3 separate regions of the Mus musculus genome follow, and all the other regions are linked to region 3. Evidence: chromatin loops called from intact Hi-C (ENCODE). Cell type or tissue: heart. All regions are shown on one strand.

Region 1 (8,000 bases), 670 kb before region 3:
GAATATTTAACTTAACAAAAAGTTAAAGGTTGTGATAGAGCTTTCTAGTTTAATTCAGACAACAGAAAAGAAAAAACTGTCATTTAACTTATATAAAATGTAATCATTGTTTTGATGCCTTTTTATTATGTGAAATATATTTTTGTATTAAAAACACTCATTGTATCTATCAGGAAGTCACACTAAATAACTCTGTGTAAGAAGGATTATTTATAAAGCATTGCACCTTATAGATCCAGGCACGTGATTCTCCTCCAAATCACACTTGGACCAGCCAGACACATATTTGAGGAGAATGTCCACAAGTAATGTGAAATGTTACAGGTAGTAAATAAAACGGCAACGTCGAAATGATGTAATATAAAGATGATTACATATCAGGCTCATTTTGTTTACATAATTTGTTTCTTTTTCAGTATATTGTATACTGTGAAGTATAACTGTACAGTTTATGAATATTGAACTTACCAAATAGTGGAAGGGTCTTCTGTGGTAAAATAACTTTGAATTTGTTTTCATAGTGTCTACAAACAGTAAAAATTGGAATCCTAGTCTAAGATGTTAGAGGCACATTTTACAGCATTCTTTGGAGATGGGTTTTTTTGAATGCAGACACTTGCTTTATCATAGTTTTTCTTCACATTGGACTTAATTTGAAATTTTAGTAAAGAAATTGGTTGGCTCTTTGTAGTCAATCTACAATGATCTGTTTATGGTCTTAAGACGACTTTTTTTTTTTAAAGATTTATTTAATATCACACGTAAGTACACTGTAGCTGTCTTTGAACACACCAGAAGAGGGCACCAGATCTCATTACAGGTGGTTGTGAGCCACTATGTGGTTGCTGGGATTTGAACTCAGGACCTTCAGAAGAACAGTCAGTGCTCTTAACCTCTGAGCCATCTCTCCAGCCCTTAAGACAATGCAACTCAGTTTCTCTGCATTTTGAAATATGAGGTGAACTGTAATCTTGCTTTATGCATCTATTGAACAAGCCATGTGCCTGTGTTTGCTACATATAAAAAAGGACCATTATCAGGTTTCATCAGTTGAATTGTAAGTTCCTTCATTTTGGATGTGTGGAACAGAGAGTTAACATACAGGGACATTTTAACTGCTGCAGTGGAGAAATGACTCTTGAGTGAGTATGGGTTACTGACTGGAGGATGCCCGTGTCTGCCTCAGGAGGAGCTTGTAGCACAGTGGGCATTTGGCCTCAAGTCTGAAACACCAAGAACGCTTATGATTGAATAATAAAAGTCTTACTTTGACAGTTGTGTAGGTTCCTGACAACCTAGGTTTCTGTGTTGTTTCATGGAAGTTTCTTTCTTTCTTTTTTTTAAAGATTTATTTCATTTATATGAATACACAGTAGCCATCTTCAGACACACCAGAAGAGGCCATCTGATCCCATTACATGGTTGTGAGCCGCTATGTGGTTGCTGGGAATTGAACTCAGGACCTCTGGAAGAACAAGCAGCCAGTGCTCTTAACCACTGAGCCATCTCTCCAGCCCCTAGAAGTTTAATAGAATAATTTTGATATGATTCAAGTGATAAAAGACTTTCTTGAAATAAAACAGAAACTGCTTACTTATTCTAGGTTTGATATTTTGTTGAGTGGCTTTGAAATGTTTGACTTGTGTGTACAGTTCAGCAAAAAGAAACATGAAAATTTAGCGTGTTAATTTTTTGTTCCTTTCTGCAATTAAGATGCTTTTTACCAATGGCTGAGTAAAAAATGTCCAGACAGAAGCAGTAGGACCTTTATAATCCTAAATGCTGTGCAGATCCCACCTGCACGGATCTACCCTGTTCTTCCACCACATATCTTCAACAGGTAGTCATCTTTATCGTGTGTGCCATCCCATGAATTGGAGGTAGTAGCAGCAGTGATCTTATTCCTCTCTGTTTCTTAAAGTGCACAAGACATTGGAATTGCTGTAATTATTGTGCTGTGTGAGAGAACACTTGAATCTGTTTCTCCCACCTGAAATGTGTCCTGACATCTTACATCGCCCCACTATCTCCCTTTCCTCTGCCAACTCTGCCCTTCAGCACCAGCAACCACCATCATCAGTTTTTGTCCAGGTCAGCATTCTTAGGTCAGTGATAGAAGTGAAATCATGCAGCCTTGGTCTTCCTGGGCCTGTCCTCCTTCACCCAACATCTGACAGTTCATCCTTGTTGCAAATAACAGGGTCTCCTATATGAACCCTGAACTTCATGATGGGCCTTGCTACATTTTATCTATTCATCTACTGGTGGATCTTAGGTTGGTTTTGTGTCTTGCTTTTAGGAGTTAACATTGCAGTGAGCACAGGGCACAGCTGCCTACCTGACAGTGATTTCCTTTACATACGCAACGACTCATAGTTTTTAACTTTTCCAGGGTCATCCACACCGTGTTCATAGTGACATTTCTTACTTACAGTGTAGCATTGTGTAGTCATACTATATTAATTACCTGGGTTATGGAGTGTAAGTAGGTTCCATTGCTTCTGTCTGAACGTTTTTTACTCCGCGATTGGTAAAAAGCATCCTAATTGCAGAAAGGAACAAAAATCCATTAGAAATCTTGCCTGTATTCGTAGGAGTACTTTGATAATAGCAATTTCATTACTAACAAGGCTGGTGGTTAGAACTTCCAGGGTGAGGGTGTTGGAATGTTGAAGCTCTAGCAGCATCTTCTTGTGCTGTGTTTAGCTCCCTTAATTGCATTGCTTACTTGACCTCATGTCCTTGTGACTAGGTGAAACTTTTGGAATGTGTTAACACAGTACCAGCCTGAAACCCAAGAACCGTCGGATAGGAACGGAAACGTGCACTCAGTTTGCTGTAAACTGCATGCCTGATGTTTCCACAAAAGTATTTGAAATTTTCCAGGATATATAACTTTCTTAAACAGCGAAAAACACTACTAAACTATGCAATATGTCTGGGGCAACTGGTTTCGTGTTCTAGAACGATTATCACTCATACTTGGTTCAGGAATAAACTCTTGAGGTGAGAGGTGTGTGGTTTATGCTGTTTGTAAAGAAGTAAGTTTAAATGTGAAGATACAGGTAGAAAACCAAAGACCATAAAGCAATGGGGCTATATTTTCTGGCTGAGCTGGAGGAAATCCAGAGACTTTGGAGACCCGGTTGAGGCCAAAATTGCCACTCAAGTCAGAGTGACTTAAAAATTTTACTCTCTGAAGGGTTGGGCGAGAACCACTTCCGTTTGTGCTGTCAGGTAATGTATTCTAGCTTTGCAGCCCGCTGTACCCTAGAATGAGTAGCTCCACACCAGAACTGGACCACTGCACTATGGGAAATGTGCCCCGCAATCCTCTCCCCGCGACCCACCTCCTCTCTTCCCACTATCCCCGCTTCTCTCCCTGCCCCAAGCCTAGCAGTTCCAGTGCGCATGCGCACCTTTTACATCACTGGCGCAGAGGTTCCGGTCAGGTCATCTGGCTTCCGCCAGGAAGACAACCAGGAGACTGCCAACCTTGTGCACCTGCGCAGATCGCTGCGTCTGTCTGTCACCATGGCAGCATGTGCAGGGGGCCCGGGTAAGTGTGGAGGGTTCAGCGGGCAGGGTACCGCCTACTCTTTTTCCTGTTTTGTTATTGAGTTGTAAATGCCAGTGTCTGCGGGGTGTTCAAGTGGTGGCTGATTTAACTGAGGCCGAAGAGTATCTCCGTGTGACAAAGGTAGAAACAATTTAGGGTAAATCGATTGTTTAGATACAAAAGGAAAATTCATTTTTGATATTAAAAGTTCAAAATGGTTCAGTAAGGTCTCTAGTCCTTCCCAATCATTAGCCCATTTCCCCCTCAAATTTCTGCTACACATTCGTGGGTGGATCCTTCCAAAAAGGTCTTACATACATACCACATTATCTTTTTTTTTTAACCTTTCACTTTTTGTTTGTTTGTTTTGTTTTATTTGTATGAGTACACTGCAGCTGTCTTGAGACACGCCACAAGAGGGCATCGGATTCCATTACAGATGGTTGAGAGCCACCATGTGGTTGCTGGGGAAGTGACCTCAGGACCCCTGGAAGAGCAGTCAGTGCCCTTAACTGCTAGGCCATCTCTTCAGCCCTCTACCTTCTTTATTTTATTTTTTTTTAAGATTTTTCATTTATTAAATGTAAGTACACTGTAGCTGTCTTCAGACACCCCAGAAGAGAGCATCAGATTTCATTACGAATGGTTGTGAGCCACCATGTGGTTGCTGGGATTTGAACTCAGGACCTTCAAATTTGAAGAGCAGTTGGTGCTCTTAACCTCTGAGCCATCTCTCCGTCTCTGCTTTTTAACACACACATAAACATTAAATATTTCTTTATTTTGCATAAAACCTTTGAAGATTTTAAACAATGTATTTTGATCAATTTATCTTTCCCTCTCCCCCAGATCTTACCAAACCTCTCTTCAACTTCACACTCTTTTTATTTGTTCTTATATTTATCAAACGTCAAAGAAGGAATAGAGTGGACTCTCTCAAGGTTGGGGGCCTCCCTCTGGTTTTGTACTGTGAATTTTAAGAAAGTTTCTGTAAATGTTTATGGTGCATATTTATTGGGTAAGGTGAGACTTTTCCCCTCCCAACCCATAGTAGATCAATTCAATATCAATTTCTTAGGTATTTCTTCCCACGAGGCCCACAAAAGAGGGAGAGGTAGGTGTCAAAATCACATTGGCAGGGCTGGAGAAAGAGCTCATTTGCAAAGCTTCTTGCCTTGCAGGCATGAGGACAAGAGTTCCATCCACACAGCCTGTGTGAAAACCAGGGACCCTGGTACAGGAGGGCACTGGGGGGGATGGGAACAGATGGATCCATGGAAGGAGATAGCACACCACTCAGAGTTGTCTTCTTGGTAAGCTCCAGGTTAGCAAGCCTCCCTCTCTCAAAACACAAGAATGACATCTGTGACTGTCCTCTGGTCTCCTCATGCACATGCTCACACAGCCATACCACACTGTAATACAATGGCACTGGCTCTTTGGAAGATGCGCGCCCTTCCTTAGTGAACAAGTGTAGAGAAAAGCGCTGGTGCTTTAGATGTTTCTTATGCAAAGGAAACAACATAACTGTGGCTTAAGGACATCTAACACGCAAGGGGGCATTCTGACAGGAGACACCGCCCCACCCTGCAGCTGTTTTCAATTCCCTCGTCTGAATCAAATCTCAAAGGCCTAAGAGCACTGTGCTAACAGGGATGCTCTTCTCCAGGAGGTGTGGATGACAGTGTTCTTGCCTTTCTGGCCCCTTGGCTCACAGGGTCTCTTCCTGCACCTTTCAAGTCAGAAATAATTGATTGAGTTCTTCTCACTATATCACCTCAACTTTTACTGGCCTTTCTCCCTGTAGACTTATAAGGACCTTGTTATTAAAATGTATACACTCATATAAATGTCCTTTTATTTCTGATTAGCAACCTTAAGTTCCGTAAAATATCTTGTGCCCTCGCTTTCTTGAAATTTAAAAAAAAAAAAAGACGCAAGTTCACAAAGATGCTGAAGGCGTCTGACTAGCAGCCTTAGTTTCTTCCTTCCTGTGTAATACATGGACAGGTCCCCATTACCCCTCCTTCTGTAGGGGCTCCATTGCTCTAATGCTTTCTTCACTTCTGTCTCTGAAATTCTACTGTACCTAGAGAGCTGTCTTGTTCATTTTAAGGGCCATAGAATGGACCCTATGTAGTGTTAACAAGCATTTGAAGTTTTACTCCTGCTATTACAGGCAATGCATTATGTTTCTTTTTTTTTTTTTTTTAAACATTCTCTTTTTTTTTTTTTAAGATTTATTTATTATATGTAAGTACACTGTAGCTGTCTTCAGACACTCCAGAAGAGGGAGTCAGATCTCGTTACGGATGGTTGTGAGCCACCATGTGGTTGCTGGGATTTGAACTCTGGACCTTCGGAAGAGCAGTCGGGTGCTCTTACACACTGAGCCATCTCACCAGCCCCATTATGTTTCTTGAATGGAATATATTCTCCCAAATGAGTTTGTCTATGGAATAAATCCATAGAACTAGAATTTCTCAATCAAAGGGCAGATGTTCTTTGTGGTGGTTTGAATAGGAATGGCCCCCCATGGGCTTCTAAGTTCCAGTGAGTGCTTGGTCTGTAGTTGGTAGAACTATTTTGGGAAGGATTGAGAGGCCTGGCCTTATTTGAGGAGGTGTGCCATTGGGAGCAAGCGTTGAAGTTTCAAAAACCCCATGACAGGCCCGAACCCCTGCCTTGGCTTAAACTTTAAATAAGATCTAAGTCCTTAGCTAAGTCTCTAGCCCCATGCCTGCCTACCTTCTCCCTGCTATGACAACCATGAATTCACTCTCTGAAACTGTAAGCAAGCCCCCAGTTAAATGCTTCCTTTTATAAGTTGCCTTGGTCATTGCAATGAGCCATAAATTACCTACTTTATATGTTCCAAACATTTTAAAGTACACTAAGCTGAGCTGTGATGCTTTGTAGGTATGTTGAATGTATTTTGAGTTAGGCTATTTTAACCCAACAATTAGCTTACCTGGACATAACTCCATTATAATTCACTAAGTACAGAAGAGCAGTTTACCTAAGAAAAATGTATTTGGCATGCATAAAAATCCTGCATTATTGTGTATTACTATTTGTGTAAGGTCTCTTTACACTCTTTACACTCTGAATGCAGTGTAAAGACAGCTGAAAGGCGCCACGGCAAAACCTAACGTGCACTGTTTATGAATGCCTAGGTTTGTTCCAACAACCTATGTGCCAGGAAAGAAGGACCAATTTTCTAGGTCATTTGGTCTCTGTCTATCTGTCCCTCCTAACCTTATTTTAGGTAGGATCTTACTTACATCCTGTTGTGTAGTCTAGGCTGGTTTTGAACTTATAACCTATCCTGAGCCGCTGAGATGTGTGATTTTAGTGTCCAAAGCCACAACCATTATGATTTTAAAAAAAAAATCATGAATGTATACTATGATTTGATTGTTTTCTTACTTGGTACTTGTCACTACTGAGAATTAATGTGCCTTCTAGAATGACTGAATTGAATATTTAAATATGGCCATGCATATTTTTGCATACATGAACAGGGCCTCATGCTGGAGCAGGCACTGCTGGGGGCAGTGTTCAGCCATCTCTCTTTCCTTTATGGAGAGTGCTTGCTAAAGATGTCAGACATTGTCTTTATTGACCCACTATTTCCTGACTAAAGGAATGGTTTATAATTTGGTATGTAAACTACCAACATGCTGGGACTTGAAAGATTGCTCAGTGGTTTTACAACCACTTGCAGAAGACCTGAATTTAGTTCCCAGCACCCATTTAGTAGCTCACAGCTGTCCGTGACTCCAGTTCCAGAATCCAGTGCTGTATTCTGGTATCTGCAGGCAATAGGCACAGACATGGTGGACAAAGCACCCAGACACAGAAAATAATGCCATGTTTATAAAACTTGAATCAAAATGAACTGAGGTAGTTCAAAATGAAAGAAGTGCTATTTTCTGACCAAAGATTAATTATTGCAATATATAAATATATATTTAAAAATTTATATACTTTTATACATGTGAGTGTTTGTTTTCATGTCAGTCTGTACGTCACAGGCATGCAGTGCCTGTGGAGGCTAGAAGAGGGAGTTGATTCCCTGGAACTGGACCTCACAGAAGGTTGTGAGCATCCATGATGGTGCTGGGAATCAAACCTGGGTCCTCGGAAAGAGCAGTCAGTGCTGTTAACCACAGAGCCATCTCTCAAACTCCCTCCTTTTCCTAATATTTTATTGGCAATGTGTGATAGCATTTTTTTTTTAGGCTTTTAACTGTTGCTAGGCAGATATAAGCTAACAGTTGGCAGAATATTTGGCACACAAGGAGGTTAGCGCTGAATAACAAGACCTAGAGAAACCTGGTAAGGCATAAGCCACTGGCGGATGTATGCATTGCTTGTATTTGTATGTGCCAGCTGAGCCTGTGAATGCTGCCCAGAGCGTCACGGTGTGAGGGTAGAT
Region 2 (8,000 bases), 48 kb before region 3:
TGCAGCTCATTTTGGTTTGAGTCTGGACAGGTCCCCAACAGGGTAAGTAAGAGACCCTTGCTTTGCACAGCTGGGTTTCCCCATAGACTTTGTGTTTTGCTTTGAGTCTTACAATTTGACTTTCTCTTCTGATCACAAAATGTACTTAGCCCCTGAGCTGGTGACTTCTTTTAGCTAACAATGCAGAAAGCCTTTGAGTTCTTAACCAACAGATGTTCTCATCCAGTGGGTTTGGCAGAATCCTTAGGGAAGAGATTAAACACAGTCTAGTAGCCCAGTTCTCCCTCAAGAATGAACATTTGTTTGTTTGTTAGTTTATCTTGTGCACATTTATTCTTTTCATTCTCATCTACTAGTATACTCTTCTATGCATGTTCCGCATGGTGCATGAATTTCACAGGAAGCCATCCAACCTGGCCCTCTGGCCCTTGAGGAGAAAGGAAACAGAGAAAAGCAAAAGTCTTTTGCTAACAGGCAAGCCAGTTACAGGATATTCTTGCTTATAGGTATTTGCTGACCTTTTTGATCCTGTCATCAAACTAAGGCACAATGGCTATGACCCTAGGGTGATGAAGCATCCTACGGACCTGGATGCATCCAAGGTAGGCTCCAGGCTCCATTTCTTTTTCCCATGATGCAAGATTTCCTGAATCCACAGACAGAAGAGAAAACCTATGAGGTGTTCCCTTGGTGAGATGTACCTGGAAAAATGGCCAACTTCATCATATGCCCTAGAAGGATAGGGGAGTTTAATAAGCTCCTTTAAGACATCTCTAGAGGACAATTTATGGGAACTTCAAACTTTCCTACAGTTTACCCCAACTGAAACTCCCTACTCCAGACCCCACCTTACTTAACTAAGGTTAAACCCCAGAGCTGGAGTTCCATCTGTCCGTTAGCCATGCTCCCTGTGATGCAATGCCAGAAGGTTTCCAGGGAAGCTGCATGTGCTCTGTGGCTACCATGGTGACCCTCCACTCTGCTCCACCCGGCAGATTACTCACGGGCAGTTTGATGAGCGCTATGTGTTGTCCTCTCGGGTACGCACTGGCCGAAGCATCCGCGGGCTGAGCCTGCCTCCAGCCTGCTCCCGAGCAGAGAGAAGGGAGGTGGAGAATGTGGCCATTACTGCCCTGGAGGGCCTGAAGGGCGATCTGGCTGGCCGCTACTACAAGCTGTCTGAGATGACGGAGCAGGATCAGCAACGTCTCATCGATGTGAGTAGGTGACAAATCACCCAGGGTCTACCTGGAAAGAGGTTGGATCCCCAGCTCTGACTAGGCCTCTACCCAGTTAGAGTTAGTCCTTCAGGGCTGAAGCTTGCCTGGGGCATCTCAAGGGGGAACACGAGTATCACCCCATCTTGGCCCATCATGTCACTGTAGGACTAGGTGCATCCTCTCCTACTAAGGCCAGACAAGGCAGTCAAGTTAGGAAAACAGGAAACTTCAGTATGAGTGCTGGGCTTGGCACAGGAGAGTGGAGGTGAATGGGTTATCTGCCTCCTGTTACCTATGAATAAATGAACTCAACCCGGTATGGAAATCTTACTCATGCTTAAAGGATCTTTCCCATACTACACTCTAAGAAAACTCTAGAGGCTGAGAGGATCTAGGCAGGAAATTAAGGTCCTTTCCATGTCTGGTTCAGAGCCAGCCCGAGCTGCCTACCGGCACTCCTCCTTGCTGCCTCTGAGCGCCTGTGGGCTTCTCACTGGCTCTAAGGTAAACAAAATGCAGTCCTTTGGGGTTTTATGAAACATGGTCTCAATATGTAGCTTGCTGGCCTCAAACTCACAGGATTGCTCTTGACTCTGCCTCTCAAGTGCTGGACATGGATCCTTTTATTTCTTCATTATTACAAATTTTAAAGGAGCGGTTATTTTTTAAAGTAATGTTGATGTAAACTCCAAGAAAAGAAGAAAGGAGGTTTTGTTATCTCAGAAGATATAAATTACTTGGCGCATCCTCTTTCCAAGCACACAGGGCAGCTATCTAGTTAGTTGGTACTCCTCAGTTTTCTGGTGTGTGTAGATGCTGCCACCCTCTGCCTGCCACTACAGAGCAAGGCTGCGTCTGCCTTAAGCAGCCACCCTGGCTTCTTGTTTATGGGTGAGCTTCCTCCCAGAGAGTGTCTTTCTACAACCTCTCCTCTCTCCAGTCTCCAGGGGCTCCCACTTGTTAGAGATTCTATCTAGATGGACCCCTGATTTTTACTTGGTATCCTGTCTCAGTGTGAGCTCTGGGCATCAGTGGTTTTGTTTTTTAAAAGCTCCCAAGGTGTTCCACCACACAAAGAATCTGAGACACACTGCTGAGAGTCCTCTTTATCTGTAATTTGAAACTTGATAAGCTGGCCCTTACCTACTTCCACAGGCTCATCTCTCTGCTTTGTCCCTTTTGGCCCACAGGACCACTTTCTGTTTGATAAGCCAGTGTCCCCTTTACTAACATGTGCTGGAATGGCCCGTGACTGGCCTGATGCCAGGGGAATCTGGTATGGTTTTTACATTTTCCCTGTGTGTTGAGGCTCTCAGATCATCTGCTTCTTCTAACCTGAGGTTGCTGTGAACTGCAGTTGACAGCATGCCGGGCTTGAGGGCTTGAGGGAAATGGGGACGCAAGTATAATTGAAAATGGTATGTGAGAGCGTGTGGTGTGTGTGTGTGTGTGTGTGTGTGTGTGTGTGTGTGTGTGTGTGTGTGTGAGAGAGAGAGAGAGAGAGAGAGAGAGAGAGAGAGAGAGAGAGAGAGAGAGAGAGAGTAGTTGAACTATTGTTCTCTTGTTTGAGGAATGAAGGGAAGGATTGTATTCTTGTGAGGGTAAAAACATTCTTGGCATCGTTAATGGCTGGGTTTAGTTTTATTCTCCATTCTGCAAGCTATCATTATTCTGTGGTACTTGCTCAGGCACAATTAAGAGATAAGGGCCATCCAGGGAATGGGGAAGGTGAAAAGAAGCAATCAGGTAATGAGATTTTTCCATGTGTTCAGATAAACGCAATTAACAGTCAGTACCGAATTTCTGTCTTCGTTAGGCATAATTATGACAAGACATTTCTCATCTGGATAAATGAGGAAGACCACACCAGGGTGATCTCAATGGAAAAGGGAGGCAATATGAAACGCGTATTTGAGAGATTCTGTCGTGGACTAAAGGAAGTAAGATTCCATTAGGGGTTTCTCGATAGTCATCAGAATAAAACCTCTCTAGTTTCCATATCTGTGTATGTATTTTAGATTTTTTATTATTATTTTATTTTATGAGTGTTTTGCCCACAGTGATGTCTGTGTACCACATGCATGCAGTACCCTTGAAGGCCAGAAGAGGGTGTCTTCGGATGCCCTGGAACCGTAGCAACAGATCGTTGTGAGCTACCATATGAGTGTTGGGATCCAAAAGAGATAGTCTGGAAGAGCTGCCAAAGCTCTTTGGGAAGGGCCATCTCTTTAGCCTTGGTATTTTCCATTTTTAAAAAGATAGCTTTGAAACTTCCAAAGTGGGACTCCTTCTTTCTCCTAAGAATCAAATCTTCAGAGTAGTGCTTCCAAAAGGGGCGGCTTTTCTCTTTGGAGGGGAGTCTGTGATTCACTATTTTCTCATTCTATTCTAAATATGCTATAAGGATAGAAGGAGTGGATGCGGTGAATGAAATGGGATAGGTAGAATGGGGCAGAGGCTGGGACATGGGCAACAAGAATAGATTCTCACAGGCTTAGCAGCAGAGAATTCCTATGCTCCCCTATAGTCTTTGCATAAAAAAAAATAGTATCAACAGATATTTAATGAGGGCTTAAACTCTTCTAGGAACTGTGTTAAATGCTTTATATGCCCATCTGATTGAAAAGATTGCTATTTATACTCTAATAGAAGAATTATCAAGCACAAGTCCCGTAGATCCACCAGTTTCACTCATGTGCTGTACTGGTCTTTCTCCCTGGTGTCTGGGTGACTTGAAGGAACAGGTACTTGAGAAGTCAGTCATTTGCACATTGTTACTCCATCTGTAGGTGGAACGATTAATCCAGGAACGAGGCTGGGAGTTCATGTGGAATGAGCGTCTGGGATACATTTTGACTTGCCCCTCGAACCTCGGAACTGGATTGCGAGCTGGTGTCCACGTTAGGATCCCGAAGCTCAGCAAGGTAATGGCGGGTGACCAGGAGCTTTGTTGAGTCCCTTCAGGATCAGCTCAGATATGACTTCTTTTCAGAAGGAAACATCAGTGTTCATTCCTTAACCCTGACCTTTGGCACCTGCAACAGAGCACTGATGGAAGGGGCGGGGCTGGCTTTAAGTCATTTGCATTAATTAACATAAAAGGATCCAGGCCTGGACAAGGGGATGGTGCTTCAAAAATAATAATCTACCACTTAACAAGTCAGGATAGGTGTGGGAGCTGCCCTACTATGCTCTCTGGGTTCCTGTCACCTTGTTTTTACATCTGAGCATGCTTGAGAAGAGAATGGCCTGGAGGGAGGACTTAGGCAGTACAGGTTGTTACGCCATTCTTGTGCGACTTGTTCTTTGTCTTGTTTTTTGTTTGTTGTTGTTGTTGTTTTTTCATTTCTTATTTGTATTTTGTGCAGTTTGGGGGGAGTGTGTGGTACACAGTGAATGCCATTGGACAATTTGCAGGATCTAAGGATTCAAGTCAGGCCATTCTGCCTGGCAGCAAGCGCCTTCACTCGGCGAGGCTGCCAGTAGGGGGCGTTGTGTGGACCGCTTAGAGCATTTTCCTCGGTTCCAGTCACAATCAGTCCATGTTCTAGCCCTGAGGAAAGGAGAGAGCATGTAGGCGTGTCCAAAAGACTTAAGGTGTAAGATGGGAAGTGATGGGGCTGGTGAGATGGCTCAGAGGGTAAGAGCACCCGACTGCTCTTCTGAAGGTCCAGAGTTCAAATCCCAGCAACCACATGGTGTGGCTCACAACCATCTGTAACACGATCTGACTCCCTCTTCTGGAGTGTCTGAAGGCAGCTACAGTGTACTTACATATAATAAATAAATAAATCTTAAAAAAAAAAAAGAGAAGGGAAGTGATACACTTCACTTCTGCTCATTCTGGTGGCAAGGGCTTAGCTAGCAAATGGCTACATCTTCAGCAGCTCCTGGGCTGGGAGAAAGAGAAAGCAATCCTGATGTATAGCTAGCCATTTCTGCCACAGCACACAAAGTAAATCGAGGACGCTTAAACAATTTTAGAGATGTGCAGCCTATCAAGAAGAAGGCATGCATTTTTTTGTTATTCAAAATTCCAATATTAAGAACATGATTTTCCCAATGGAGGAGCTAGAGAAAGTACCCAAGGAGCTAAAGGGATCTGCAACCCTATAGGTGGAACAACATTATGAACTAACCAGTACCCCGGAGCTCTTGACTCTAGCTGCATATGTATCAAAAGATGGCCTAGTCGGCCATCACTGGAAAGAGAGGCCCATTGGACATGCAAAATTTATATGCCCCAGTACAGGGGAACGCCAGGGCCAAAAAGGGGGAGTGGGTGGGTAGGGGAGTGGGGGTGGGTGGGTATGGGGGACTTTTGGTATAGCATTGGAAATGTAAATGAGCTAAATACCTAATAAAAAATTAAAAAAAAAAAGAACATGATTTGAAGTGATTTAGCTTCATGGTTTTAATTATAACAATGAAATCGGTATACAGGTGACTAGCAAACACACAAAAGCTGGCATCCATAGCAAATACATGTGTGCATTTATATGAAGATAATCAACTGCAATTCTGCTGACTTCCGTCTAACTTTGGGCAAGTTAATCCCCCTGGAGCTGCTTGATTATCTGAAGTTTAGGGGTTAGTATAGCTTCAATTGTCCCCTATGAGTTTATAAGTTAGAGATTTCATCACCAGATTCCAATGCCAATGGCATGTGTAACCTTGGGAGGTAATTAGGATTGTTGAGGTCCTAGCCTTGGCCTCCATGATAGCATTAGTGGCTATACAAGTAGAAAGATCCAAGCAAGCATGTATGCTCTGTCTCACCATGTGTGACTCCTGCCACAGCATAATGCAGCAAGGTCAACCCTCACTAGATGCCAAAGCAGGTGCCAGCACCATGTTCTTGAACTTCCAACCCTAACTTCAAACCAAAAGGGCTTCTATTATTATGAGTGACCTGGTGCCAGGGACTTTTTTTTTTTCCTTTCAAGACAATACATAACTTTAGCTGGCCTGGAACTCCTTATGTAGACCAGGTTGGCCTCAGTATCATAGAGATCCACTTGCCTCTGCCTCTGGAATACTGAGATTAAAGGCATGTTCCACCATCCTCTGGATAAGGTAGGGTTTGTTTGTTTGTTTGTTTGTTTACAGCACCAGAAAGTGGACTTTGATGGTGTGAAAGTAGTAGCCACTTCATTAGCTGTTGGGAGGCTTTGAGCCCAGTGCCCACGTATAGTGTAAATATGCTATCGATGGTTACTGGTCCTTTTTAGCATCTTTGCTCAATGACCTCAACAGTATACCTTCTCCTAGGATCCACGCTTTTCTAAGATCTTGGAGAACCTGCGGCTCCAAAAGCGTGGCACAGGTGGTGTGGACACTGCTGCAGTGGCAGATGTGTACGATATTTCCAACATAGATCGGATCGGCAGATCAGAGGTAAAGCCTCTCTCAACCGGAAATGTACTAACGAGGGTCAGCCTGACTGCATTCACACAATCCCATGTTCCCCACCGAATCCGACTTAACTATTCATTCTTGTGTTTCTCTTGCATGGAAAATAACCCTTGGAATAACATGGAAGATACACAATCCCCTCTGAGTCCTTTTAGGGAAGTCGAGGAATCACAGTGGGGCTGTTGTTAGAGAGCAGCCCCCTGAGAGCTGTCTGAGCCATCACAAGCAACAGACGCTCCCAGGTGCTAAAGGACAGCAGTCTTTTATCCCCAGGGACTCAGAGAGCACGTGTGCTGTCCTTCTGAGAGCCTAAACGTGCGAAAACCTCTCCTGACTCTGGATTTCCCTTGCTGAAGACCACATGCTATCATCTTTGTCTTGACATCTTAGATCCTTAATAGTTTCCACGGCTTTAGTGTAGCCTATAAGGCCAAGGGACTCCTGTGATAAAGGAACAATAGGTTCAGTGAGACGAGTCAGAACTCATTAGGAACAGGCAGCTGAGTACTAAGTACACACTGATAGTCAGCACAGGAAGTTATCTCAACCTGGGATGCAGCCTCTGCTCACAGGACTAAGTATGAAGGGCCACTGTATAAAGTTCTCTCAACTTGCAGAGTCAAACAGAGCTTAGTGTTTTATTGTAAATTTCTAAGGGATATTTATAAAAGTTAGTAAAGTGTCTAAAAGTATTTTTAGAGCCATATATTTAATCTAGCAGTACTCATTACCATTTTGTCTCACAACATATTCTACAACTTATGAATACCTTATCATAGCAATATAAATAACATGACTGGGGATAGAGAAATACCTTTTCAAAAAAAATTTTATGTGATTTTGGGTAATTATATGGTAAAAATATTCCTTTACATGTTTAACATTTTCTGATTGGTATTTTAACCTACTTTATGTATAACTTGAATCACAATTCTAGACAGAATATAATCCTAAGAAAGGAACTGGGAAAGTTATATATCACCAAGTTCCTTCCTGAAAAGTTTAAAAGGGCCCCACCTCACCACACCCTGTCCAACACAGGACACATCTATTGGAGAAGGGACCATGGGCTCAACTAGATGTAACTGGCTTTGTGGCCCAACCTTCCCTCAAGGCCCTCGTTTCCTTCTGAATGAAAAGTGGTTGAAAGGTTACTGAGCTCCATCCAACTTACGGCTGTTCCACCTGCTGTGTAAATAAGGAAATCTGTATCATGAGCATATTCAGTGCTCAGAGCGTTGAGAAGCTGGCCAGAATTTGTATCTAAAGAATAACACACAGGTGTCATTGTATAGTCTTCTGTACAAGAGGCTGATGAAGAAAAAGTTCATGGAGTCATTACTAGTTAGAGTAATTGCTACTCTT
Region 3 (8,000 bases):
TAAAACAGCCTTTAAAAGCATTGGCAGAATTTCTGAGACAGAGGCTGTTACAGCAGCTCTGGTCCACATCGCACATTCAAACAATGGAGTCAATAACCCACTTCCATCTTCTGCTACTCTGTTCTGTATATTTTAATGAAGTTCAATGTCGAGAAGGTGATGACCACCAAAGCAGGCACACTTTTTCATACAAAACCTTCTTCTCGGTTTTTCTTGTCTACTGTAAAAGTCTAGTCTATGGGTTTACAATACTTCCATGCTTTGAATCTGAAACAACCCCAATGGCCTGTGCTATTTTGGAAGGCCACGGAATATTTGAGGTTTATTATAAACTTCTGAGTTTTATACCCAGCCCGGAGTTCTTCCCATTCGCCCGTTTCCCATCTGCTCTGACATGAACAACTGTTTCTGCCATGCACTCCTGACACCATGAACTGAGCCACTCTACAATGCTTTCCCTGGTGTGATGTCTGAAACAAAAAAATCCAAATTAATCTTTCCTCCTTTCAGTGACTTAAACTTGCTTAAACTCTAAGTGATAAAAATGAGAACTCTTCAATTTGACCAAATCTGTCCCCAGCTTTCCTCTCTTGCCACTGCCCTGTCTGTATTCAACACGAGTCTTGAGCAAAGCTGGCTGCCTTGAGGAAGCCAATGCATCCAGTCAGGGCTTTGGAGACCCGTGGTCTTGTAGTATAGGACTTCCTAGTCCCTTTCAGCGGGCTGACCTGGTGCCTGTCACTCTGGAAGGATTTGGGAAGGAATGGATATATAATACTCTAGTGGGGAAGGATATACTTCCACATAGGATGGCAGAAGTAAACTGGTCTACACCACCTTCCACTGAGTATAGGCAGGAAACACAACACAGACATCAACTAGTGCACACATGCAAAAACTGTACCAGCAACACTGGGGAAGAAGAATTCCAAAGACTGCTGAACCAGTAAGTCACCAATCACTGCCCTCTGCTATGCCCTAGCTGGATTCACGGCTACCTGCGTTTAGAAGTGGGTACCCGGGTGAAGAGAAAACTCCAGAAACCTCTTAATCCACAGGGAATGGGAAAGTCTAACGTCAAGAGTCTCCCACTTTTCTTGCCCCACCCCCACACCTTTCTGTTCACTCTTGTTCTCTCTCTGTGTCTCTCTGTGTGTCTCTGTCTCTCTAACTGAACTCTGTAAGGTGTAAAGAACAGGTTTGGAGGACCCTTTGTTGTGGCAGCTCTATGTTCCTGTAAAGAATCTTAATAAGCCCATTAAAGGAGCTGGCAATCTTTAAATCGGCTTGTTCCTTCTGTATTTGAGGTGAACAGATGTTTCTCACACATTTCCCTGGGATAACCTTGGAATATAACTTTAGGGTATGATTAAAGTATATTTTGCCAGAGGCTCACACCATTTGTCCTCACCAGTTTCTCTTTACTTAATACTTTGAGACAGAGTCTCTTGCTGAACTTGGAGCTCACTAGCTGAGAAAGACTAGTTGTCTGGCAAACCTCACAAATCTGCCAGTCTCTGCCTCCTTGCTACTGGGGTTATAGCAACCCACCACTAGAATAGACCTTCTACATGGGTCCTGGGATCAAAATCAAAGTCCTTAGGTTTATGTGACCAGTGCTTTATCAACTGAGCCACCGCTCCAGCCCTAAAGTTATGTTTTGTTTTGAAGTTTTATTTATTTATTTATTTATTTATTTATTTATTTATTTATTTATTTAGGTTTTTTTTGAGACAGGGTTTCTCTGTATAGCCCTGGCTATCCTGGAACTCACTTTGTAGACCAGGCTGGCCTCGAACTCAGAAATCTGCCTGCTTCTGCCTCCCGAGTGCTGGGATTAAAGGCGTGTGCCACCAAGCCCGGCTCTGAAGTTTTATTTTAAACACAAAATATATGTATTTAATGCATAAACTTCCCTTATTCATGTTCTGGATTTTCTGTTTGAGTGGTTTTGGTTGTTGCCTTTTCTTTTATTTTGTTTGTTTTGTTTTGTGACAGTGTCTCTCTATGTAGCCCAGGCTGGACTCAAACTTGCTGTCTTCCAGCCTCTATCTTACACGTGCTAGTATTACAGCACCATGCTCAGCCCCTTCCATCTTAACTGCTAAAGTCAAAACCACCAACTGCTAACAGCATCAAGCTGTATGACAGGTGGTGGCACAAACTCCACTTAATGATGAGCCCATCAAGAGACAGTGATCAACCTGTGTTGGGTACTATCAAAGGCAAGATGAAAGTCGGTTTACAAGCTCTACGTCTATGAGGCAAAACTAGTGAAGAATGATTGTGGGATCAGAATGGGCTACGTAATTCGGGGAGTTTCTTCCCGTATCTTGTAGTCATTACTGTTTTAACCATATTATCCAACTAATTTAAAGCACTCTGATTTACAATCCATTCATTTACCAAACATGAAAACACCTCCCTTTTTGTATTTATCCATCTTCATATTCATTCCATAAAAATGTAATGCCAGCTATATAACAATCATGGGTAAAACCAAAGCCTAAATAGTTAAAATAAGACACAGAGGATCCATTCCATTTTGGGTCCATTCTGTCTTTATGAATTAGTTCTGCATGCTCACTATCTAGCCAGCTAGACAGATGATTATTACATATTAATATTAAAGTGTCTGGTATTACCTTTTCCCTACAATGATATTTAAAGACAGCATTTGAATTATAGTGTGAATGCTAAGCATAACGCGTGTGTATGAGAATGCCACGATGAAACCCATTCATTGATATGCTAACTGAAGATTAATTTAAAAGGGAGATGAAGGAAGAAATTGTTAAGTAATATAAGCTGCTGGCTTACAGGAAACACAAGAAACTGTGAAGTGATAGAACCTAGTGGGGAAACCCCCACTCAATTCCCAATCCGGCGTGCACCCAAAGAATCATGAATAGACCACCCTGATGTAATTACTTGAGGTCGTTTAATGACGGAGCTCCGGACCGACATGCATCCCACACAGGAGATAACGGATGTCGGCCACGAGGCTCGAAAGCTAAGGGTTTTTATGGGGTAAGGGGCTTAGGGGTGTGAAGTTCAGCATAGCGACACACTATTGGCTTATTCAAACATCAGCAGAAAAATTACATGTACGTGCAGGGTGTCAGAGTTCTGTGAGTTGTTGACTCAGTTCAGATAGCCCTGTTATGTCTTCACATTCCCCTTTATCTTATGGTCAAGATGTTCCCAGGAATGTTTTAACTACGGGGCATACCCAGGTTTGTTTTTCTTTTTTCTCAGCCCCAGGCAGCCTCTAGGCTCACAAACAACCAGCAATTTCTGAGTACTTTATATGACTTACAGGTCTTGAAATTTCATCTTTCTTTCAGAAGCAGCAACAAGCTCAACCCCCCTTGTAGTAAATGAACAGACACTGCATACAGCTATAGGTCATGCTCACCTTCGGCTGCCTGGCAACAGCTCGAGTTTGTAAATGTGCTCTTCAGGTGAGGATGAGAATCTAGCTGCTCTCGTGCATTGCCTCTGAGTGAATACCTCGGTACAAGCTTGAACAGATGACTAGGTGGTATCTACCAAAATGTGAATGCATAGTTTTCTCTGTGGTTTTGGATCAAATGTTGGGAGAGGTGGTCGTTGTGAACTGAGCAAGTGCTCCACAACTGAGATACACTTTGAACCCTTGGTATTTTCAGACAATAGAACAGGACTGGGGAGATGGCTCAATGGCCAAACCACTTGCCATGCTAGCTGAATTTCAATCCCCAGAACATAAAGATTTAAACAGAGACTGAGCATCTCACGATCCATTTACAACATTTTTTCCAAACTGCCGAAATCACCTTCAGCATTTACTTAGCTCCTTGAGCATAGATGCAATGTTACTTAAAGACCTTGCCTGATGATTATATGATGATTAATCGTGGTTTTTTTTTTTTTTTAAAGAATTGAAAGATGGCGAGGAGACTAATAAAGCACACTTGGAATTGTATCTCTGAGGGCATGAATATGAATATAAAAAATGAAGCATGTCTCTTGATAATGAAACCCTTAGCTCCTCACTTAACATCTTTCTTACATTTTGTCATGAAATGATATATTTATATCAATAAGTAAAAGAGACATAGAATAAAAGTATAATCTCTTGAATTATAAGCAATATACACCCTAAGTCTTACATTGGCATGGATAACTCAATAAAGCATATTTTAAGTGATTACAAGCAGACAATGCTCTGCAGTATTTCAAAACAGAAGAGTACATAAATACAGACTGAGTTCTTGGTTCAAAGTTTCATTTTGTTTCTTACTGCCTGTGTGACCTTGAGTGACTTTAGCTCTCTGGGCTTATTTCCTCGTTGTTCAATGGAAAAAGCAATAGCTACCTCCCAGGATAGTGGGTAGATGTACTCAGTAAATAGTAGCTACTACTAGTAGGAATACTAACGCTTCCTCATGAATCCTGAGGACTTAGTATATGATTTGTTTACTCAACTACTAATCATCAAAACAGAAGTGTTCCCTCACTTCCAAAAATCAGATCTTCAAGGAAATTTAGCATTAAAAGGACACCATTTTTGTTGAATGCGCCATCTAGTGGTATATATTATATTCAAGGCTAGGCATCAACAGAAAATAAAATTTCACACTTAGTTAAAATGTTAGTATTGGAGACAGCTGGCTGAGGTCACTAAGCTATAAGAGGCATTATCACACACCTTTCTTTTTGTTTTGTTTTGTTTTGTTTTTAGAGGCAGGGTTTCTCTGTATAACTCTGCTTGTCCTGGAACTCGATTTGTAGACCAGGCTGGCCTCAATCTCAGAGATCTGCCTGCCTCTGCTTTGGGAGTGCTGGGATTAAAGGCGTCCACCACCACACCCGGCCCATCACCCTTTTTTTTTTGGGGGGGGGGGGTTCGAGACTGGGTTTCTCTGTATAGCCCTGGCTGTCCTGGAACTCACTTTGTAGACCAGACTGGCCTCGAACTCAGAAATCCACCTGCCTCCCAAGTGCTGGGATTAAAGGCGTGCGCCACCACGCCCGGCTCCCATCACCCATCTTTTAAGCAGTTCATTTCCCAACAGCTAGAGGATTGTTTGTTTTTGTTTTGTTTTGTATTTTTAAACTTTCTGGGATATTTGTGGCATTTACTATACCAAATCACAATATTTTTCTGACACTGATTTTCCATTTAAGGAAAACTGGGCCCATTTTAACTCTTTATCCAGCTAACGGATGTAGTAAGGAATGGGGATCAATTATGTGAGAGGCAATCAGGATACAGTAAAACTTATTATACAATCCTCTGTGAAAAGAATCAAAAAGCATGGCCTGGGAGAGGATGTTTCAGAGGCTTAGATAAGAATAAAATCTTGGAAGACTTGAAACAGAACATAATTAAAGAAACCAGAGTATTATGTAAGCAGAACAGCGTATGTAAATCCTGGTGCTAAACAAAAAGAAGATGGGAGAAGGCCCCTTCGTACAGAGCTTAAATAGGACAGAGATTGTAACAAATGCTCTTCCAGAGTTTGAATATCATCTCAACATTGAGAAAAGATGGAAGGGGTTTAGTCTGGAAGACACCAATTGGATCTGGCGCTCTGACTTATATTTTCAAAAGTTCACTTGTGTAAAACATCTGGGCAAAAACGTCTGCCCAGATGAGCTGCAAAAATTCGGGCCAACACAGTGAAAGCTGAGACAAGGAACGAACGGGACAGTCAGTAGAGACAAAAGGCGAGAAGAGGCAGTGGATCAAATATTTAAGAGGCAAAATAAACAGAGCCTGATGGAGGACTAAATGTGTACGTCCATGCCGTTTCTCACTGAACAAACCTGGGGGAGGCTTCCCGAGCGAGGGAGGGCGGGGGAGCACTAATAGGACGGAGGACTAGAATTTTATTGAAAAATGAACTCCGGCCACCAACTGTGAATTAACGCCAGGCAGGGCAATCATGAAGTACCACTCAGAAGCAATAGGTGCTCCGAAGGTCTCTTCAGACTTGCATCTCAGCGACTCTCTTGGTGCGCTGACACTGCGGAGCCTCGGCTCTCTCTCTCTCTCTTTCTCTCTCTCTCTCTCTCTTTCTCTCTCTCTCTCTCTCTCTCTCTCTCTCTCTCTCTCTCTCTCTCTCTCTCTCTCTCTCTCTCCCTCTCTCTCTCTCCCTCTCTCTCTCCCCCCCCTCTCTCTGTCTGTCTCTGTCTGTCTCTGTCTCTGTCTATCTCTCTCTCTCTCTCTCTCTCTCTCTCTCTCTCTCTCTCACTATTTCGCTACTATTTCAAATTCATTGAAATATATTGTCCAATTCAAAGGACCGTGTAAGGAAGACCTTCCTCCCAAGAGTCCTTCCGTCATCTAGACTGCACATTCTGGGACCGCACAGACTGGGCGCTCATTATCTTTGTGTCCGGGGACTCCAGTGCAGCGCCCTTACAAACAAACACTACACGACCCACAAACTGGCACAAGCCAGCCACCTTCCCCAGTTTAAGACCCACAAACACCTCACGCTTCCCTTGCTTGGCCTGCCGGAAGTGACGCGTGGAGACGGTGCACTTCCGGTCTCTATGGCCGCGATCTCATCCGGGGCCGGGCTTCTCTGGTTCGTTGTCTCAGCTGCTCTGGAGGATTCAGACCCGGTAAGGAGCTACGCGGGTACCACCGGTTAAGGCGTGGGCGCCTCTGTGCTACCTTGGCCGACTGGGGCCGGACTCCTGCGGGAGATCGCGAGGGCAGAGCCCGGGAGCTAGCTTGTCGGATCGCCGGCTCCGTTGCTGGGAGCGGGCCCCGCAGGCCTGCTAGGGTGCCCGCGGGTCGCAGTGCTGGGGCGGGCATGGAGAAGCGATGCCGCGCGTGCGGGGGCACCAGGGCTGTCCGGCTGTCCCGTGTCACCCTCCAGACACCCAGAGTCTCACATTCCGGGTGTGCGGGAGGAGGATCCGCCCTCTTGGTGACGGGGGACCGGTGCACTGTAAAGTGGCATACAGCGTCACTCACCGGCCCTGAAAGCATGTTGCAGACTCCTGGTGCCAAGGCTTTAAGTTGCCTGGCACACTGGATGCTGCCCTGAAAGTGGCAACTCGGTAGTTGAAATAATCCTTTGATTGTGTCTGGTGTATTCATTCATTAAAGAAGAAAAAGAAACTGTTCTCAGAATTGCTAGGTAGTATGCAAAGTAAAATACTCAATTTTATGTTGGAGCCAAATAATTCGTCTTAAAATACACTCCTTTTAAAACTGCTTACATCTGCATTCTAAATGAAAATCTCTAATTATGCATTTATTAAAGGTAAACAAACAAGATTTCTTAATGTGAAGTTTATTTTACAATTTGGATCACTAAAATGGGTTCATTGAAAATGACTTAAAGCCGGGCGTGGTGACGCATGCCTTTAATCCCAGCACTCTGGGAGGCAGAGGCAGACGGATTTCTGAGTTCGAGGCCAGCCTGGTCTACAAAGTGAGTTCCAGGACAGCCAGGGCTACGCAGAGAAACCCAGTCTCGAAAAACCGAAAAAAAAAAAAAAAAAGAAAATGACTTAAAACCATTAGACTGCAAATGGCAGTCACCCTCATTAAATAAGAGAAGACTGCCATGTGACTACAGACACTTTATAGACTGCCTTTATACATCTACAGGGGAAAGACAGACGAAAGGACAAGACTTGTGTATGTTTACTAATGTGCTTTGCAAGTAGTTGCATTGAAATGGCAAACTAAGCAAGCAGATTGGGAGAAGGCAGACTGGTTTAAAGGTAGGAAAAGAAATGGCCAGGACGACGGCAGGGTTTAAGAGGACCATTTACAGTATTTACATATGATTTCTAACTTAAAAATCATTTGCTGGCAAAATATTTTCTAGTTTTAACTAAGCATATGTTGTTTTCTTCAACTGAAGTAGAACCTCTCTGTTCAATGCCAAAATACTGTAGAAAAATGTCTACACAGCATACCATGTGTCTGTACCCCTACCTAAATGAAGAGTTTTAATGGTTTAAAGTTTAAAATGTGAGTATATTTG

What was found. Peaks named below come from ENCODE experiments on the same cell type or tissue, not always from the same donor. Only the 100,000 strongest peaks of a DNase experiment are listed, where the experiment ranks them.
Region 1: a loop joins it to region 3, with 5 times the contacts of the local background. A loop is called at or near these places in 2 of 42 quality-filtered maps.
Region 2: a loop joins it to region 3, with 2.8 times the contacts of the local background. A loop is called at or near these places in 6 of 42 quality-filtered maps.

Annotation. Positions count from the first base shown.
Region 1 is chr13:92,479,487-92,487,486 of GRCm38, reverse strand. Fam151b (family with sequence similarity 151, member B) reads left to right here and starts at 3,456. Exons shown (of 6, transcript NM_001163627.1): 1 at 3,456-3,559. The coding sequence starts at 3,535. It overlaps Gm52060 (a long non-coding RNA gene), which reads right to left and starts at 3,414. Exons shown (of 3, transcript XR_003950692.1): 1 at 3,351-3,414; 2 at 2,468-2,542. In heart, a CTCF peak has its summit at 3,963 (motif pointing right); DNase peaks (open chromatin) are centred at 3,466 and 3,976; H3K4me3 peaks cover 1,274 bases; H3K27ac peaks cover 930 bases.
Region 2 is chr13:91,854,355-91,862,354 of GRCm38, reverse strand. It overlaps Ckmt2 (creatine kinase, mitochondrial 2), which reads left to right. Exons shown (of 10, transcript NM_198415.3): 4 at 507-602; 5 at 996-1,217; 6 at 2,411-2,496; 7 at 3,037-3,160; 8 at 4,010-4,144; 9 at 6,492-6,617. Among named protein-coding and RNA genes, the nearest start is that of Ckmt2, 19 kb to the left of the region's middle. In heart, CTCF peaks have their summits at 3,316 (motif pointing right) and 4,694 (motif pointing right); no DNase peak of the experiment used is centred here.
Region 3 is chr13:91,806,228-91,814,227 of GRCm38, reverse strand. It overlaps Zcchc9 (zinc finger, CCHC domain containing 9), which reads left to right and starts at 6,532. Exons shown (of 6, transcript NM_145453.2): 1 at 6,532-6,618. In heart, CTCF peaks have their summits at 4,575 (motif pointing left) and 6,987; a DNase peak (open chromatin) is centred at 6,567; H3K4me3 peaks cover 2,188 bases; H3K27ac peaks cover 1,726 bases.